Linked DNA regions of Homo sapiens: region 2 is linked to region 1. Evidence: chromatin loops called from intact Hi-C (ENCODE). Cell type or tissue: psoas muscle. All regions are shown on one strand. Links, peaks and the distances in the headings refer to the core of each region. The heading gives the core; the rest is flanking DNA. Region 1 overlaps ATXN1 (ataxin 1). Region 2 overlaps ATXN1 (ataxin 1).

Region 1 (10,405 bases), core at 1,128-9,127:
GATCTATTATCATCATTGTTAGTAATAATAATATTAATATTTATCTTGATATTCTAAATAGGACAGTGGATGTGAATGCTTCATGCATCGGGTAGTGAGATCTATCACAGTGGTGGTAAGAAACATTCAAGTGAGAGTCAAAGTGACAGGTTCTCATCCTCCTGACCCCAGTTCTTACTGTGTTACCTTGGCCAATACTTTTCATCTTCTTGCATCAGTCCTTGAAATAAGATAATGAAGAGGGCTCACTTCCTCTCACTTTGAAACAAGTTAGTCTGGACTGGGATGAGAACCACTAACTCCAGGCAGCGTGGAAAGCATCTGTGTAACTGTTCCCAGCCTTCAACCAGAGTGGTGGATAAACAGAAACGTGGGTGCCCCCGGGTAGCTAACCTGGAATGCACTACGCTTTAAAGCAAAAAAGTATTTGCTTCTGTATTGAATCAGGAAAGGTCTTGACAGAAAGGCATTTCCAGCTTTTCTTAAAAACTCCAACTCAACCTCTGTCAGACAATTCATTTGGGACCAGCTTGGATCCAGATGGTTATTTTTCCATCTTGAGCCTTTCCAGGAATTCCGGCATGGGCAGGCCGCCAGAGACACTGGCTACACAGCCACTGCAGCGCGTTTTCCATGTGAGCCGGCTTCTAGGGATGGCCCAGCCAAGCTGTGGCCCCGCCCCTCCTCCTTCCTCATCCAGGCTGATCCTCCAGCTCTCACGGACATGTGCCATGAGCCACGCAGGGGGACCCCAGCCACATGGCCGATGTCCTGATGTTTCCAGGGGTGGCAGAGCTCACTAACTGCACCCCCAGAACTGTCATCTGCTCACTACGAATAGCAATGGCAGAAGCCAGGAATCTAAGAATTGATGAAGCCTGGCCCTCCATTATGTGGACAGGTAGTAGCAAATCACTCAGCCCCACTTAGGGATAAGGGAGACAGCAACTTAACCACGTGCCAAGCAGACAAGTTCAGCAGAATGGCAGCCAGTGCAGCTGTGTGTCTTGAGGAATTCTTTCCAGCCTCCCCTTCAAGGCCCTTAATCAAAGAACAACTCCCCACTGGACGCAGAGCTACCCAAGCCAGCGACCACCCGAATGAGACTATTATTTTGGGTGGATTTAAATTTTTTAATCATTGCTTCAAGTATAGTCGTATCCATTGCCCAAAAAGTCTATAGATGCATGGGGTCAAAAAACACTACTATTCGTGGTGCTGATAATATAAGTAGTGGGGCTGCTTTTCTCCTGCCTTTGCTTGACCCACTGCAGTCCCAGCTGGCAGTGGTAGTGGCAGATTCCCCTGACCCAACCACCCCCAGGAAGGTCTTGCCTCAAAGAAAAGGAAAATGTGGTGTGTGCTGCTGGCTGCCACGGACTCAGGGGAGCCTGTGCCAGGTTGCAGGCTTGAACTTGCTTCTTGTGACACTAGAGGGAGAGAGCTTGTTTCAAAAGCATGTTAGTGCTCTCAGTTCCTCACGTCCGACCTGTGCCAGAGGCTCCTTCTGCAGTCTCACCACTCCTATGGCCTGGATCACAATTGGGTGGGTGGTCTTGAACTTGGCTGCTGAGCCTGAGGTCCCCTGCTTGCTTGCCTGGGAAATACAAACATCCTGACCTCTCTTCCTTGGTCACTGATCAGTCTCTTCCTTACTGAACGTCTCACCAGCTGCAGTTCTTGATTAGTCAACATGGTGCAGAGGTCCCCTAGACATCTTTTCCCCTACTTATCCCTGTGCATTCTGTCCCTTTTCTACATGAAAAATAAATAGGCATATTTGCTATGAGGCTGCCATCGCCATAGCCAGGAGGTGAGTGTAACCCGCATCATGGTTGGGTAGACTAAGAAAGTGATTTCCAGTGCTAGTTCTACCTCTGACTGTATGGCCTTGGGAAAACCTCAGTGTCCTTATCTGGAAAATGGAGATAATAATACAAACCTCACAAATTTGTTATGAAGAGTAAATGAGATATTTAAGTAAGGTTCTTGGCATGTATAATAAGTAATCAATAAATGGAAGATATTTGGATTGGTTTCTTAGGGCTGCCATAATAAATTACCAAAACATATCGTGGCTTAAAACAACAGAAAAGTATTCTCTAACACTCCTGGAGGCTTGAAGTCTAAAATTAAGGTGCTGGTGGAGCCATGTTCCCTTCATAGGCTCTAGGGGATAATCTTTCCTTGCTTCTTGCTGCTTCTAGTAGCTTCGGGTGATCCTTGGCTTGGGACTGCGTCATTCCAGTCTCTCTGCCTCTGCCTCCACAGGGCCTTTGCCTCTGTACATCTCACATCTTTCTCTGCCTTTCTCTTATAAGGACATTTGTCTTTGAATTGAGGGCCCACCTGGATCATCCAGCATGATCTCATTTCCAAATCCATAATTACATCTGCAAAGACCCTTTTTCCAAATAAAGCCATTCCCAGGTTCTGAGTGGGCATAACTTTTAGGGATCTACCATTCAACCCACTGTCCTTCCTTATTCATGATAAAAATTAAGATACATAAAATTATTTATTTTTTATGTCCTTAGGCCCTCGTGTGGACTCCTTCTAGCTTGGATTACGAGCTTTCATTTCTTGCTTTTTCTCTTCTCACTCACTACACTTCCGTGAAGAGCAAGATCCCATGTCCCAGGGGTGCAGAGCCGAGAAGGGAAACCCGAGCGCGTTGGGGCGAGGCTCTCAGACAGCATCTTCTACAAAGTTGTGCCAGGTCCCAGCTCGCCTCTCTGGTGGTTTCTGGCCTGGATGTCTCTAGACAGGGCCTTCAGTCCCCTTCAGGAGCCTCCTCATTTTGGGCCAAGAGGCCTGCCCCATGAAGCTCCACGCTTAGATAGACATGGAAGAGAAGGTCAATAGTCAGTTTCCACTGAGGACACAGCAAGAAGAAATTGTGACAGTAGACTGGGATGACAAGCCAGCCACCTTGACACAGAGTGGAATCACAGTCTCAGAATGTTCCTAATGGCAAAAAAATGTAGAGTAAGTAGTTCGAACACCCAACCAGGGCAGGGACCCCTACCCCATATCCCTGAGTTTCTATCCTGACCCTTGGGGTGACCCAGAGATCCCTGACTCATGAGGCAGCCCAGTCCATTTTTAACCATTCTCATTGCTTCCTAATGCTGCAGCTTTTTCTGTTCTTCCCCAGGGCACTCATTCCCAGTTGTCTCAGCTGTTACTCATCTGCTTGCCTCCAGACCTCTTGCGCAACTGATCACTCCCCCTAGACATGCCCCATCCTTCCCACGTGCCTTTGCAGCAGGATTTCAACTGTGGCTTTACCCGTGCCATCTATGGTTGCAGTATTTATTCCCTTATTCTGAACATTGTTTTCTTTCTCTTTTCTTGAGACAGGGTCTTGCTTTATCACCTAGGCTGGAGTGCAGTGGAGCAATCATGGCTCACTGCAGCCTCAACCTCCTGGGCTCAAGCAATCCTCCTGCCTTAGCCTCCTGGGTAGCTAGGACCACAGATGCAAACCACCATGCCTAGCTAATTTTTTTTATTTTTTGTAGAGACAGGATCTCGATATGTTGTCCAGGCTGGCCTTGAGCTCCTGGGCTCCCAAAGTGCTGGGATTACAGGTGTGAGCCACTGAACCCAGCCTGAACATTATATTTTTTTTAATGAAGGTTATAATTACTATACTTTTTAAGAACCCTACCAAATGGTTGTTCATATTGAGTGTATAGTCAAACAAAAACTTTCTGGGCTCTTTCATTGAAACCATTATTAAACCAGATCTCTTCAACCCTGCTAGTAGGCTAATTGAGCTGTTGAAACCAAGGGCAGGCATTTACATTTATTCTCATTGATCTTAATTTTCCTGGTTTGGTACCATCACTTCCGGCTTCTTAAGATATATTTGAATCTTATTCGCAACATATATCCCTTCTAGCCTTCTGTTACTTCGAAATATGATAACCAAAACACTGTATTAGTATTGAATAGAACAGAACTAAAAATAGAGTTCTGGCATACCATTTGCTTCACACTGACATTGAACAATTGAGGTCCCCGTCATACATACTAGAAACGGAATGAGTGTTTGATGAATGAATGTGTGATCCACTTTGGGGGCATGCCTGTTCAGTCAACCATAAAGGCATCTAATTATAGCTATCATCCAATCCACCTTTCTCCATTCTAGATACTCCAAGCATGTCGGGTTTGGACCTGTTTTTAATGCTTGGCCAAAATGAAGTGCTTTCTGCCAGTGCACCACACAGGCCTTCCAGTTTAGTGATGTAATAAAGCTGGAAGGAGATTGGTGAGTCAGCACTTTGAGAATCCTTGACATGCCCAAGTAACCTCTGTCCTCACACCCAGGTATTCTGCCCTCTTCAGTGTTTGCATACGTAGTTTTTCCAGTCCTGGCACAAGCTCATCAGCCTGCTCTTCCTCTTCTTTAAAGCTGAAACCGTGCCCTGTTTGTCCATAGATATACAGGCCAGGCAGCCATGGGTTCATTCAAACTGAGAAGCACAGGATTGGGGGTGTAGGAAAAGCAACCCATTTTCTTGCCCTAGGTTTAAGATGTATTTTTAGGAGTTTATATATCAAATTCTAAGAGCATCTTCCATTCTGAGCAGTTGGCTGCTATTTACTGGACTTGCAGTCAGTGGGCATATATTCCCCACATCCCTAGCACAGAAGCATCTCATTTTCCTATCACTTCCCAAGCAGTCTGAATCCATGGTAATAGCAAAAAATTTCTCGAAATGAAATTATAGCAAAGAAAGAAGTGTGGAGCTTCCTTTGTTAAATTTCATTTTTCTTCCTGGGAATGATTGAGTTGTGTATAAAATTTATGATAATAGCCTTTTTAAAGTATATTTCTCTGCAGTTGTGTAAAGAACCAGAAGAAAAGCAGCATTTGTTATTTGCAGCCGTATTAGGTTTAGATGACCCCAGAGGAAGCAGTGGAGCATCACCTAAATATTAGATGTTTATCTCCGAGGCTCCATCAACTCTGTGTTTACGTACAACACCTAGTTTGGTTTCCCAGTGCCTGCTCCATTAGGAAGAGGCTAGAGATGTTTAATTTGCTTAAGAGTTTAGCAGTAGAAAATTTAATCGGATAGCTGCTAGGGTTTCTCAAACCTTACTGTGCATAGAATCATCTGGATATCTTGTTAAAATGCAGGACTGGGTGGGGCCTGAGAGTCTGCATTTCCAGCAAACTTGCAGAGGATGCTGATGTCACGGGTCGGAGGACCACACTTCGACTAGCAAAGCCTTATACCACTGGGCTAAATTTAGAAATTATGATAGAGAGATAGTTAATGTAGCTCTAAAGCGGCTTAAGATGAATGTATTCAGAACAGTGATTATCAGGCAAACCATGGGTAGCAAACTCTAAATACATTTGTCTTGATTCATCTATTAACTCTCCCTCCAATTTCCCTTTTCCAATAGGAATGTTTAAACAGTGCGATCTGCATATGTGGCTCTCTGGTAATTTGGCATTGATATAATTGTGCATGGCCCCATGTTTGGAAGAAATCTTTTTGTTGTGGCAGGTGCTTCCAGAGATAAACTCCTCGGGGGTCCCCTGGGAGGGCAATTCAGGACACAGAGGCCAGTTGTCTGCAACTAGAGACTCTAAGAGCAGAAATCCCACTCTCCTTTTTTCTTTTTTCTTCTTTCGTTTCTTTTTCTCTCTTCCTTATTTTCCAAATCTACTTTTCCACCTTCATAAGTTACTTCTTTGTTGTTTAGTCCCATGATCACCCGATAGACCAGGAATGTGGTGCCATCCTGGGGCGCCCTCTGGTGGTTCATTGAAAATACAGCAAGACCCAATCTCTACCCGTGGGTTTCCCCTTATCAGTACTGAAAGCTTACGGGGCCCAGAGAAGGGACACATACCTCAGCGTTAGAGAGCCCTGTCTGCTCCGTGCTGCACTGGTAAATAGCCCTAAATGTAGGAGGAGGATGGGTGGAAACTTTTATCGGTTTGGCCCCAGCTCGCTGCAACTGCTGTCTTAATCATTGTGTCCTTGATTTCTCATTGGCAATCTCTGGAAAAGATGCTGTTTATCAATGGATAAGTTTTCAGAAGAATAAATTTGGATTTGTGTGTTAAGGCCAATATGTCTTAGCAATCATTTCGCAGAAGACCAGTCCAGTGAGTCTTCAGGGCTGACTAAGCCGATGTCTCTCAAATAAACAGTATAATTAAACCTGAGCACTACTGAGAACCAAGTCAGCATTCTTTTTCAAATTTACGAAAGCTGGCTTCCTAAAGAAGTACCTTCAGAGGAGTTTTCTAGTTTTGTGTATTGTGCATTCAATTGTACAGGCAATGTTACATTTGCATTGCTAATAGACCCTTCCTGAATGTGTTTGACATTTTACTTGGCTTTGAAAGGACTTTTATGCCGCTGCTTTTTCTTCCCTAGTGCTGCCTTGGGCTAATTAACCTATTCCCTTACTGGCTGGGCCTACTATATGCAAATGTTCTCATTTTGCATTCTGACACATCACTCTTGCATAAATATCCCTCATGAAACCCTGTGGGGTTTTATTGGATCAGTGCTGCAGGAGGGCCAGCAGGGGGCGCATGGACTGGTTCTCTCTGAGTAGGTCTCACGCATGAGTTTTCCTTGCTCGTTGGTATGGAAATGTGGGAGCGTTTGGCATTCCCTTTCTTAAGAGTGAGTCTTGAAATTTAAAGATAAAAGTTCATTATTAGAACTTCTTTTTACAAGGGAAGGCTGTACAGAACACAGTTATTTGTCACTTACAAAAACCCTAGGTGGGCAGGGCGCAGTGGCTCACGCCTGTAATCCCAGCACTTTGGGAGGTAGAGGCTGGTGGATCATTTGAGGTCAGGAGTTCGAGACCAGCCTGGCCAACATGGTGAAACTCCGCCTCTACTAAAAATACAAAAATTAGCCAGGCATGGCGGCAGCCGCCTATAATCCCAGCTACTCAGGAGGCTGAGGCAGGAGAATCGCTTGAACCCGGGAGGCGGAGGTTGCAGTGAGCCGAGATTGGCACATTGCCCTCCAGCCTGGGCGACAGAGTGAGACTCCATCTCAAAAAAAAAACACCTGGGTTGCGAGAGTAAATAAGTGACATTACTCCTTCAACACTTCATTTCTTCAGCATAAGTGTTTTAGGGTTTTTTTAACCTTATTTTTCATTTCCGTCCCAGTCTTTAAGCGCCTCTCTTGTCATATGAGAAATTCTATTCTTACTGAAATGTCCTTTGATATCGAGACACCAAATTTCTAAACCTGCACCTTCCTAGATATCTGATCAAAATCATTAAGGATTGAGAACTTTCTGTTGTATCATTTGTCATTTCATTATGATGTTCATTGATGATGTTGGAGCAAAACCAATAAGGGCCATTAAATCATTGCCCCTTCCAAGCTGGCTGCAGTGGCTCATGCCTGTAATCCCAGCACCGGGAGGCCAAGTGGGTGGATCACTGAGGCCTGTTCAAGACCAGCCTGGCCAACATGGCAAAACCCCACCTCTACAAAAAGTACAAAAATTAGCCGGGTGTGGTGGCGTGCACCTGTAGTCCCAGCTACCTGGGAGGCTGAGGTGGGAGGATCACTTGAGCCCAGGAGGCACAGGTTGCAGCAAGCCGAGATCACGCCACTGCACTTCAGTCTGAGCAACGAAGCAAGACCTTTTCAAAAAAAAAAAAAAAAAAAGGAAGGAAGGAAGGAAAAAAATCATTGCCCCCTCTAAAAAATAGTTACAAAGTAGGGGGCAGAGTAGAGAAAGGGGGTTATGTTTCAGTAGGGATTTCAGTGTTGCTCCAACATGGACAAGGATTGAATGCTGAAGGCCGCTACTTTATTGTGTTTGTTTTAAAATCGGATCATTGGCTACACACAGTGGCTCATGCCTGGAATCCTAGCACTTTGGGAGGCCAAGGAAGGAGGATTTCTTGAGGCCAGGATTTCAAGACCAGCCTGGTTAACATAGCAAGACCCCATCTCTCCAAAGAAAGAAAGAAAGAAAGAAAGAAAATCAGATCATTGAAAAGAGGGTCTGGATGTGAGATACCAAAACCCAAGGGTGTGGAATTCCCAAAGCCCAATCCCACAGCTCTCAGAATCACAGCATGTTGCACTGTGCATACCTACAGCTGCTACCTGTGGAAGCAATCACATCCGCTGCTTGCTAGCCTGGGTCATGTCAGTTCCACTGATATTTGGCCTCTTGTCTGTTGGGCATTGGTTTGCCCACACAGCAGCAGTAACTCAGACTTCAGTGGTTAGTAAGAGACTGAGATACTTGACCATAAGAACTGGCTCCAGGGTCACCATTTGTATGTCCAGGTTTGAACACACTGATCTGATTTGTCTGAAAGAGCTGTCGTCTCTAGTGTTAATGGCGAGTTGTTACTTTCCAATGAGAAAGGGGACGGTGTGAAGGGGAACTTCAATGACAACTTGAAAAGGAAGAGAGAGATGGACAAACCAAGCATGTAACCCACTGAGAAAACATTCAGTGCACTAGCCCTATTTTTGTATGGTATTTGGGTTTTTTAACCATAATCAAATTCGGTTTTTAACAGTCTCACTCCGTCATCATATGAGTGGCTGTACTGGGAATTCTTTTGAAACTTGCAGAGAACAGGATTATTTCTGGCGGCCTCTGCTGAGTTGGCGTGTGTGTGTGTGTTTGTGTGTGTGTGTATTAGGGAGAGGAAATCGTAGGTCCAGTGTGGACCCAGAGCTAAGGGGAATCTTGGAGAGTAGTGGCTCTGGCAGATGAGGATTCAGAAATCGAGTGCAAGGACTGTTCTGGACTTTCACTGCTAACCTGCTTTTTCTCAGTGCCTGGCTCTGAGGGCAGGGTCCAGCTGGTGTCATGCTCTCCAAGGGCTTCATTTTATGTTCCAGCCAGGCAAAGGAGAGGTGAGAAATGGAACCAACATTTCTGAAAAGGAAATTTAAGAACTGCATCATCTGCCCTTGAAGAAGAAAAGGAGAAAAAAAAACAGGAGAGAGGGTATTGAGAACATCTTAGGGGAGTTGTTAACTCCATTAAAAAATATATGTGTTACAGTGTTCACTTGCCCAGTGTCTTCATAATCTTCCTTTATAATGTGCAGCTGCCACGGCTAGTGTTTTTGTTTTTGTTGTTGTTGTTTTGTTTCGTTTTTGGAGACAGAGTGTCGCTCTGTTGCCCAGGCTGGAGTACAATGGTGCAATCTCGGCTCACTGCAACCTCTGCCTCCTGGGTTCAAGCAATTCTCCTGCCTCAGCCTCTCAAGTAGCTGGGACTACAGCCGTGTGCCAGCTAATGTTACACCAGGCTAAATTTGTTTTTTATTTTTTATTTTTGGTAGAGACGGGGTTTCACCATGTTAGCCAGGATGGTCTTAATCTCCTGACCTCGTGATCTGCCTGCCTCGGCCTCCCAAAGTGTTGGCTAGTGTTTTCTCTGCTTCAGTGCTTGGGGTATGATTGGGTTATGGGAGTTCACACCGAGTCCAGGGCCTAGTCTTAATCTTGCCAAAGATGTTCTTTCCCCGGTGCTCATGTTCTGATGTCCTTTCCCTCCTTCCCTTTCTCCTCCCTTTCCTTTTCCCTTTGTCACTGCCCTCTTCCCTTTCCCAGCATCCAGAGCTGCTGTTGGCGGATTGTACCCACGGGGAGATGATTCCTCATGAAGAGCCTGGATCCCCTACAGAAATCAAATGTGACTTTCCGTTTATCAGACTAAAATCAGAGCCATCCAGACAGTGAAACAGTCACCGTGGAGGGGGGACGGCGAAAAATGAAATCCAACCAAGAGCGGAGCAACGAATGCCTGCCTCCCAAGAAGCGCGAGATCCCCGCCACCAGCCGGTCCTCCGAGGAGAAGGCCCCTACCCTGCCCAGCGACAACCACCGGGTGGAGGGCACAGCATGGCTCCCGGGCAACCCTGGTGGCCGGGGCCACGGGGGCGGGAGGCATGGGCCGGCAGGGACCTCGGTGGAGCTTGGTTTACAACAGGGAATAGGTTTACACAAAGCATTGTCCACAGGGCTGGACTACTCCCCGCCCAGCGCTCCCAGGTCTGTCCCCGTGGCCACCACGCTGCCTGCCGCGTACGCCACCCCGCAGCCAGGGACCCCGGTGTCCCCCGTGCAGTACGCTCACCTGCCGCACACCTTCCAGTTCATTGGGTCCTCCCAATACAGTGGAACCTATGCCAGCTTCATCCCATCACAGCTGATCCCCCCAACCGCCAACCCCGTCACCAGTGCAGTGGCCTCGGCCGCAGGGGCCACCACTCCATCCCAGCGCTCCCAGCTGGAGGCCTATTCCACTCTGCTGGCCAACATGGGCAGTCTGAGCCAGACGCCGGGACACAAGGCTGAGCAGCAGCAGCAGCAGCAGCAGCAGCAGCAGCAGCAGCATCAGCATCAGCAGCAGC
Region 2 (10,405 bases), core at 1,068-9,067, 340 kb before region 1:
AAACAGGATCTTTTCACATGTTTGTTTAAGTCATGTTCTTGGCAAAAACTTGCTGAGGAAATGATCTGTTTCTCTAGGAGCATTGATTTCTTACTCCAGTACAGTGGCCATTTCCCAGGATCTCATTCCAAACCATCTGTTTTGCCATCAGAGCCAGCCTTTCAGTGAATGATCTCTTTGGTCTACACTGTGCTAAACCTTCTGATTGAAAGGATTTTTATTAATGAAATCTAGGTAATAAAGTTGCAGTGAACTTTAGGAAGTTCTCTGTAGGCAGGGCGTGGTGGCTCAAGCCTATAATCCCAGCATTTTCGGAGGCCAAGGTGGGCAGATCATGAGGTGAGGAGTTTGAGACCAGCCTAGCTAATACAGTGAAACCCCGTCTCTACTAAAAATACAAAAAAAAAAAAAATTAGCTGGGCGTGGTGGTGGGCGCCTGTAATCCCAGCTACTTGGGAGGCTGAGGCAGGAGAATCGCTTGAACCCATGAGGCGGAGCTTGCAGTGTTGCAGTGAGCCGAGATCACACCACTGCACTCCAGCCTGGCAACAGAGCGAGACTCCGTCTCAAAAAAAAAAAAAAAAAAAAAAAAGAAAGTTCTCTGTAACAGTCAAATAGCAAGTGCTGACCTCTGTCGCCTCTGTAGCAGCAGTATGGATGAATTGTGAGCTTGTTGGCTAGGTTGGGCTGCGGGTCATTGTGGAAAAGCCATGTTTCCCTTGCCTGTGGCTGGGAATAAGTATAGTGGGGCCATTTTAAAAAAAAGTCCTGTGGTTGAATTCTGAGTTTGAGCTGTTTTAAAATGTCAAACAGACTGAATCCTTGGGAGACTCATTTGAATGAGACCAGCAGCAATGTAAGAATATATATATATATAAAACACGTTAGAGCATTTCCATGTATGGGAGGGAACTGATGGAGAGAACACAGACCACCACATTAACTGCCACATGCTGTCAACCAGTGGATCTCAACTGGGGACCATTTTGCCCTCTCAGGACATTTGGCAATGTTTGGAGACACTTTTTGATCGTCCCAAATGGGAAAACAAGGTAGCAATACTGGCATCTAGTGAGTAGAGGCCAGAAATGCTGCTGAACATCCTGCAATGGGGCTGGGGGCATTGGCTCACACCTGTAATCCCAGCACTTTAGGAGGTCGAGGCAGGAGGATCGCCTGAGCTCAGGAGTTTGAGGCTGCAGTGAGCTGTGATGGCGTCACTACACTCCAGCCTGGGCAGCAGAGTCAGGGGTCTCTTGAATGAATGAATGAATGAATGATTTTTAAAAATCAATCAATCAATCAATATCATATCCTACAATGCACCAAACAGTCCTCTGCCTCAACCAAGGATCATCTGGCCCAAAATGTTAATAGTGCTGGAGTTGAGAAACCCTGCCTTAGACCCTTTCCTTCTCATAGTTTCCAAGCTGATAAATCAGCCTGCCTTGACAAAGGTGAGGAGGTAAGCTGCAGGCGTGAGTGGGAAGAGCAGGATAAGGAAGGAAACGGAGAAAAGAGGTAGCAGCATTGCATGAAAATAAACTACCCGGGCCATATCCCATTTGTGCCAAATTAATATTTGGGATTCTGTCTTTATGTGTTTGGTAAAGCCGGAAAGTATGTGGGTGGCTGGCTGGGCCATGGCCTTTGTGTTAGAGGTGACCTGAGTTTCTTCAAAGCACCTGTGTTAGTTTTTCATTGCTGCTGTAACAACTTATCAGGAACTTTGTGGCTTAAAGCAACTGTTTTTATCTGACAGTTCTGCAGGTCAGAAATCCAATACAGGTCTCACCAGGCTGAAATCAAAGTGTCAGCCAGGCTCATTCTCTGTAGGGACTCTAGAGAATAATTCATATCCTTGCCTTTTCCGTTTTCTTTCTTTTCTTTTCTTTTTTTTTTTTTTTTGGCGGGGGGGAACGGAGTCTCATTCTGTCGCCCAGGCTGGAGTGCAGTGGCACATATTGGCTCAGTGCCACCTCCGTCTCCAAGGTTCAAGCAATTCTCCTGCCTCAGCCTCCCAAGTAGCTGGGAGTAGCCCAGCACCATACCCAACTAAATTTTATATTTTTACTAGAGTGGGGTTTCTCCATGTTGGCCAGGCTGGTCTCGAACTCTCGACCTCAGGCGATCCACCCGCCTCGGCCTCCCAGAGTGCTGGGATCACAGGCATGAACCATCGTGCCTGGCCCACCTTTTTCCATTGTCTAGATGCCATTGTATTTCTTGGCTCCTGGCCCCTTCCCCTATCTTCAAAGCCATCAATGTTGCATCTCTCTGTGCTGTGTTTCCATAGTTGAATCTTCCTCTGACACTTCTTCCTCCTTCTCAGACTTTTAAACTTCCTTGCGATTACATTGGACCCACCTGTATCATCTCCCCATCTCCAGATCCTTAATGTCATCACATCTGTGAAATCGCTTTTACCACGAATTCACAGACTGATTCTGGGGATTAGGACGTGGGTATGTTTGAAGGTCCCTTGTTGTGCCTACCACAGACTCCAAGGCATTTACTAGAGCCACATTTTGCTGACTTGAGCTAGATGTAGCAAAAGAAGTGTTATAAAAATGGGTTTTTAAAAAAGCCTTTTTTTTTCCTGTGGTATAATTTTAGTGTTTAGAAGTAATTTTTCTTTTAATGCAGTATGACACAGAAAACATTTGGAGGATGTTGAAAAGTAATTGTTTAAATTGGCAAAGACACATTTCAGTAAGGGAGTAAACAAGAGGGAAACGTGTTGGGGGGAAAGGTGTGGGGAGGAAACTCTAGACCAGAGGCCCTAGGACTTGAATATACAACTTAGTCCTGTTGAAAATTCAGATTCCTGGGCCTTAAAGTATGTTAAATAGGTCAGGGGTGGGGCCCAGGAGTTGTACTTTTAACGAGCACCCTCCTGTGATTCATTTAACATAAAAGGTCCTTGGCTCACACTTGGAGAAACACTGCTGTAGAAACTCAAATACCTATTTTAAAACAAAGGTACATTTTAATCATTTAGTTTAAAATGAAATCATTGCATAATACTGATGTTAGAGGTTAGAATAAACATGTACTTAAGTTCTTGATATTCTTGTCATTTCAGTTACATGTCAGGGAATGTGATTTGTGTTTTGACGTATTCAAATCCTTGTCATATTCAACCATATTCGTATTCAAAATATATAATGATTTTGACCCTTGATTGTTCGAATTAAGACTGTCATCTTTTCTGTGTGATTAACTCTTGTGTTGATATAAATATGCCTTTGGCTTACTAATGTTCAGTAAGAACTAATGACTCTTGGGAATGTTAATAGACTCTGTGAGTCCCTTTTTAATCATTTGTAACCAGGCTGTCATTCCATGTTTGTTTGGAAGCTTAGAGATAACATTTATGAACTTTGTGACACATAGTAGTTGCTCAATAAATGTTAACTGTAGAAACACATTGATTAGTTTCACTTCAGAAATAGACACTTAGAGTTCAAAATTCCCATCTGCCTAGCTCCTGAGGCCCACTTTCTTACCAGAATCTTTCCTGATACCCTCTCCTGCATAAAATGGTTCCTCTTTTGAGACTTTGTAGCTCTTTTGTACTTCTCTTATTCTGTTACGTTACTGCAAAAAAAAAAAAAAAGAAAGAAAAGAAAAGTGCCAATTGTGTACATGCTTTCCTCCCTGCTGGAATGTAAACTTTGTAAAGGCATGATCCATAGCAGATACTTCTTATTACAAACTACCTGGCAGAATTTCTTTCTAAAGAACCTACTCAGTAAGCCTGTTGGTGAACTGAGCAACATTTGGACAATTATGGCATCATCTTACAATTTTTCAGCTATTGGTTTTCACTTGTTTAGAAATGTAAAACTTTGCAAGGACTTTTATAAAAGCAAATTTCAGAATAGTTATTCACTAAGCTTTTTTATGCTAATGATGTCATGCTATCAAAAATTAGCTAGAGTAAATGGACTGTAATGAGGATGGTTTGTAATCTAGATTATATGTTCCACATGTAACATCGAAATGAAATATAAAATTGAGTTGTTGGCATGTGGTTGTGGTGAGCAGAAGCAGTTATTATACATTACTTGGTAAAATTCATATTCATATCTTGTCAGTTTACAGTGAGCCAGAGATTAAAAATAACATTTGTTTCTGTTTTAGTAACTGCTTAAAAATATCCAAAATCATTTTATTTTCTTTAGCCTGACTTCTAGTAGTGTTTTGAATATGTGGCCTTTCAAGCAGTAATGAAATGCATCAATGCGACTTGGCAGTGCCTCACAGGACATGCTTCTAGGATCATTTTTAATGATTAAAAGTCAAATTGAGTTCTAAAAAACTGACCCAAAATATAGATGAGCCAAGTAAAAACGGAAGGAAATCTGAATAAAATCTTGGTTCTTGGTCCTCTGCATGTATCCTCCACATCTGTTTTCTCCAGATCTCTTTTTTCTTGCTTGTTGATAGCACAGAGGAAGATCGCAGAGAGTAATGTACTGTATATGTTTCACATCCCCCTTCCTCTTTAGTGATAGTTTGGAGAGTATACTGCAGTCACCATGGTTTTCAGTTTGGAGAGTACAAGGATCAGATCTGTATTTTCTAGAGCCAGCTTTTGTGGCATTCTGGAGAGGTGATTGGAGAACCATGAGAGCAGGCAGACATCTGGGTGAGAGGGCACGAGGGGTGAGTGACGGCAGAGCCAGACTTGCTGGAGAGGCAGAAAGGGAAGGATTCAAGTAGCATAACCAGGAAATAGAATTGATAGGATTTGGTCCCTGCTGACCTGTGGAATAAGGGGGAAGGCAGAGGAGTTGATTCTAGTATTTCTAAGTTGGGCCACTTAGTGATATTGGGGTACCAGGAACAGGCTTAGTGGACCCACAGAAGTGACCAGACCCAGGAGTCTCTCTGAGCGCCCACCCTGGCTTCTCTGTGTTGGCTTACCCTTTCTTGGTTGGGGGTCATGGGGTGGTCAGCTTCAGTGGTGTGGTCTGAGGTGACAGGTGCTCAGGAGTGAGGACAGGGAGTAGACATCACCAATGTGAATGTGGAGGTAGGCAACAAGAGTTATTCTAGAACTGACAAATTTAATATATTTTGCTGACTGCTGAGTTCCATTTGGACAAATACCTAATGCATTTGGGGCTTAAAACCTAGATGACGGGTTGAAGGGTACAACAAACCACCGTGATACATGTATACTTATGTAACAAACCTGCACGTTCTGCACATTTGTCCCAGAACTTAAAGTAAAAAAAAAAAAAAAAAAAAAAGATTGTTCAGTTCAGTTCAGAGAGCAATAGGAGCAGTTTGCTATTCACCAAATAGGGACATCAATTCTTTACTGATTAATAGCAGTGATTCAGAAAACTGCCTTTTGTAGTAGAGCACACCAAGGGGGTCTGCCGGATGGAAAAAGAGAACAGTGCTTTGTGAACTATAATTGTTGCCATAAGTAAATACTTAAAATACACTAAAATGGCAACATCAGGAAACATGACTAAGGAGTCAGTGTACGCCACGCCCTTTCCCCCACCTTTGTGGTTGTTGAAAATTTCCACCAAGAGTGATGTATACAAAAAAGGGTAAGATCAGGGTGTTAGGTTTCAGAGGAAGGCAAAAACTTGTGTGATTCTATAAATGGAGCTTACAAATGGAAATGCACCATTCAAGGCAGAAAGTCTATCACAGTCATTAGGAATAAGCATTAGAGTGATTCTCCTTTCTTAACTTCTGCACAGAAGTTTGATGTGGTAAAGAAACAGTCTGCTCTTAGCCATGTTCCTTGAAAATACATGTCTTCAATTACTTGGTTTGTCTGAGAGAAAGGAGGGTTTGGAGGAGAAGGAAATGCCTCGTGAGTTTGACATACTATGGGAGGATTGTTGTTATTATTGCTTGATTTACATGCTCTCATTTTATACAAAGTGTACAGCACAATTTCTCAAAGAGTAATTATGATGCCAAGAAAATGGGGTGGATTCTGGGCTTCCTGCAGTCTGTCATCCAAATAATAATATTCATTACAAAGATCCTTACCCAGGAGGCCAAGGTGGGAGGATTGCTTGAGGCCAGGAGTTCAAGACCAGACTGGGCAACATAGACCCCTATCTCAAAATAAAATAAAGTAAATAAAATAAAATAAAATAAAAAATAAAATAAAATAATAAAAGCTCCATACCAGTTTGTGGCATTCCTACTGAAAACAGAGGTATACGAAATGCTTGAACAGGGCATGGAACTGGAGGTATGGATGTCATTAAGAATGGCTGAGAATTTTTTGCCAAGAGTTAGTATACTATCCTACTTTATTCTATTTCAGTTTGCAGTAGGACAGACCTAATTCTCTTCCCTGAGAAAGTCACAAATAAACTAGCATGGAGCTTCTCAGTGGGCACCCTTGGCTGAACTCTATAGACTCCTGTTCTCTTTAATAATATCTAAAGCTTCTGGTTCAATTACATGGCTAATATCTTGACTCTCAAGACCAAAAGGCAAGATGTTTAAAAATAAAATCAACGTTAAAAACATGCCTGTGTTCCATGGACACAGGAAGGGGAACATCACACACTGGGGCCTGTTGTGGGGTTGGGGGAGGGGGGAGGGATAGCATTAGGAGATATACCTAATGCTAAATGACGAGTTAATGGTTGCAGCACACCAACATGGCACATGTGTACATATGTAACAAACCTGCACATTGTGCACATGTACCCTAAAACTTTAGTAATAAAAACAAAAAAATAAGAAAACAAAAACAAAAAAAACATGCCAGTGTTCTTTAGTCCTCACTCAATTAGAGAAAAATGAGAGCAAGCATGATATTTTGTATCTGGCACTATGTGCACTGCCTTGAGAGATTTCTCTAGAAGGTTTTAAGAACATCTGTCATCTATTAATAGTTACGAAAGCCGAGACTCACACAAATGAGGCAACATTACAGGGGGTCAGAGAGCACATAGGTAAGCCCACCTTGATGGGAGTCCTGGCCCGAGGCACTTTGGGGAAAGAGTGAGCTGCAGTGGTTATAGAAAGACAAATGTCTTGAGCCGGGCATTGAAAAATGACTAAGAATAATCTAGAAAGTGTTCAGTATGTTTTTAACGATTGTGGGTTAGCAGAAGGAAAGCCATCTGAGGTGAGAGAAATAATAAGCAAAGGGGACAGAGGTGGATGGTGAATCAACTGACCCAAGGGAGTTAAGCGTTTAGAAAGCACTTCAAAAGGATAACACTACATAGCTCCTTGCCTTACTGTGGTGCCTTAGAGATGACTGGCATTTTTGCAGAGCTTGTTTCATAAATGTGCTTTCAGAGGAATAAACAGGGGATTCGGGCTGGGCTGAGGATACCTTGAATTTTGTTTACAGACCATCATTTTGTTTACAGAACATCAGTGCTCTATCCTCATGTCCTTCTAAGAATCAAAAGTTTTAACCTCACAGAATCCAGCGTGTGGCTTGTGAGTGAGACTCCTTTTTCCATGTGATAACCGGTCTGCTTTGGGGAGGCAAAAGAATCTTACCGACACGTACATATTTTAGGATGGGCTCTGAGCCAATTCATCAAGCCAACTCCTCACTTTGAAACAAGAAAGTGAAGAGGATGTTTCATGATTGTGGAATACCTGCCAGAGGAAGAATCTACCGAAGTTCAGTCAACTATTAATTGGAAAGGAGGCAGCAGACTGAGGAGATAGAGAATCTTTGCTCTCAGGTGGATGGAGGTTGGAGTCCTCAATCTGTCACTTGTGGGTACATTATGTAGCTCCTTCACCTCCATTTCTTTATTTATTAGAAGGCGGGTAATAAAAGTGTCCACTGCCTAGGATGGTTCTAGGGCTTAGAGGAGATAATGAAACTCAAGGGCTTAACATGTGAATGTTAGCTATTATCATTGCATGTGTCCATTAACACCCAAAGATAACCAGTGTTGTTTAGTAGTTCTTTGCGTATTTTCTTTCTAAATAGATAATGATTTATAATTTACCTAGTTACTTCATGAATTGATTTCATGAAAAAGGTCTTTCTGAATCTCTTTCCATGTACTTTAAAAGTTTATTCCTTTAGTTAAAAGAAATTTTAACTAGATTCTTAAAGCCTAGATTGGAAGAAAGTGTTTGCTAAAAAAAAAGTCATGGCTGGGTGCAGTGGCTCACACCTGTAATGCCAGCACTTTGGGAGACCGAGGCGAACGGATCACAAAGTCAGGAGAGCAAGACCATCCTGGCCAACATGGTGAAACTCCGTCTCTACTATAAATGCAAAAAGTAACTGAGTGTGGTGGCATGTGCCAGTAATCCCAGCTACTCGGGAGGCTGAGGCAGGAGAATCACTGGAACCAGGGAGTCAGAGGTTGCAGTGAGCTGAGATCACAGTACTACACTCCAGCCTGGTGACACAGCTAGACTCCAAAAAAAAAGAAAGAAAGAAAAGAAAAGTCATGTATATATCCAGAAGAAAGGAAATCAGTATATTGAAGAGATACCTGCACTCCCATGTTTGTTGCAGCTATTCATTATAGCCAAGATATGGAATCAATCTAAGTCTCCATCAATGAAGGAATGGATAAAGAAAATAAGGTACATATACACAGTGGAATATTATTCAGCCATACAAAAGAATGAAATTCTGTCATTTGTAACAACATGGCTGGAACTGGAAGACGTTATGTTAAGTAAAATAAGCCAGGCACAGAAAGACAAATATCACATATTCTCACTCATATGAGGGAGCTAAGAAACATGACGTCATGGAGACAGAGAGTAGAATGATGGTTAGCAGAGGATGGAAAGGGTAGTGAGGAGGGAGGAATAAAGAGAGGTTGGTTAGTGGCTATAAAAATATAGTTAGATAGTAGGAATAAGAGCTAGTGTTCAGTAGCACAATAGGGCAACAATAGTTAACAATAACTTATTGTATATTTCAAAATAACTAGAGGAATGAATTTGGAATGTCCCTAACAAAAAGAAATGAAGTGATGGGTATCCCAAATACCTTGATTTGACCATTACACATTGTGTGCTTGTATCAAAAAATCACATGTACCCAATAAATATGCACAACGATCATGTACCCATAAAAATAAAACAAAATTAAAAATGCACACTTCTCACAGTTTCTTGCCTAGTAGAATCCAAGTAAATACAGTTTTCCGCCCACAGATAACTCTTCCCTCTGGTGCCCTCATGGTTTATCTCATGTTCTTGACCACATGGGTTAATGGTCTTTGTTAGGTTGTACTCAGTGATCCCCAAGAGGACAAATGGTGGGAATTATGGAAATTGAGGCCAGAAGGAAACCTAGAGTTCTGTGCTTTTACTTCCAGTAGGGATCTGTGGGGTTTAGAATGTCTGCCTGGTCAGCAGTTCTCACTTTGGGAACCCCCCCACCCCCACCCAAGACCTTTTCTGGAGGGACATCTGTAAGATCAAGATTATTTTTATGGTAATACTAAGACATTATTTACCTATTCCATTCCCATTCTCTTCCATGTGTACAGCGGAGTTTTTCAGAGGCTATATGATGTGTGATGATATTGTGTAATGAAATGTGTCAACTTTTGGAAGATTTGCATAATTCACTGAACTAATATAATTTTCCAAATGACCAGGGTATGATGTTACAAAATCATGCATAGCTAAAGATCCATCCAAAGTTCAAGATAGACTAATGAATTTTAATATAAAAGAATACTTAGAGTTTATTTCTATGCTTCAGATTCCATGGTGCTGCTCCCCTTTAAGAAACTACCACTTATTGAGTTTTGGTATGATATAAAAAAAGAATATCCACAATTGCTGAAACTATTGGCCACATCTTCTCCACATACTTCAACCAAACAACATATCACAGAAAACTGAATTCAGAGGCACAGAAGAGAATTTAACCATTTTCCATTAAGCCAGGCATTAAAGAGAGCTGCAAAAATCTAAATGGATCTCACTCTTGTCACTAACTTTTTTGTTCTGAAAAATATAATTATTTTTTCATAAAGATGTTATTTCATGTAGTATGCAATGGGTATATTAGTATTTCTATTAAATGAACTAATGAATATTTTACATTTTTCTCAATTTTGCTTCTAATATGGTATAATAGTTGTTAAATATGATCTACCTAATGAAAAGTTCCTTGGGGTCCTCAATAAATTTTAGGAGTATAGAGGAAACTTTATACTCTTAAAATTTATTGAGGACCCAAGGAGCTTTTAAGTGTGAGGACCAAAAGTGTGAGGACCACTGGCCTAGTCTGGTCAGTGTCTACACCCTGTGTCCACTGGTTTCACCTTTCTTCTGGAAAAAGTGTTCTGTGGTAAAATATATTTTGGGCCTAGATGAGTGCTTTCTCCCCTCATAGATTTACAATACACATGAACATATGAGACCCTCCAAAGTCTTTCCCAAATTTATCCCAACC

What was found. Hi-C counts contacts between places; a loop is a spot of excess contacts. Peaks named below come from ENCODE experiments on the same cell type or tissue, not always from the same donor. Only the 100,000 strongest peaks of a DNase experiment are listed, where the experiment ranks them.
Region 2: a loop joins it to region 1, with 2.2 times the contacts of the local background. A loop is called at or near these places in 3 of 110 quality-filtered maps.

The regions. Positions count from the first base shown.
Region 1 is chr6:16,327,668-16,338,072 of GRCh38, reverse strand. ATXN1 (ataxin 1) reads left to right here. Exons shown (of 8, transcript NM_001128164.2): 7 at 9,603-10,405. The coding sequence starts at 9,763. LOC127903862 reads left to right here and starts at 9,642. Exons shown (of 1, transcript NM_001414722.1): 1 at 9,642-9,731. The coding sequence starts at 9,642. The coding sequence ends at 9,731. RefSeq lists a silencer at 5,681-5,975 and enhancers at 5,681-5,975, 10,138-10,405. In psoas muscle, for the core only: CTCF peaks have their summits at 5,777 (motif pointing left) and 6,545 (motif pointing right); DNase peaks (open chromatin) are centred at 3,222, 5,792 and 6,582; H3K27ac peaks cover 4,684 bases.
Region 2 is chr6:16,664,524-16,674,928 of GRCh38, reverse strand. All of the region lies in intron 2 of ATXN1 (ataxin 1), which reads left to right. Among named protein-coding and RNA genes, the nearest start is that of ATXN1-AS1, 91 kb to the left of the region's middle. RefSeq lists an enhancer at 2,118-2,619 and a silencer at 4,154-4,233. In psoas muscle, for the core only: no CTCF peak of the experiment used is centred there; a DNase peak (open chromatin) is centred at 4,668.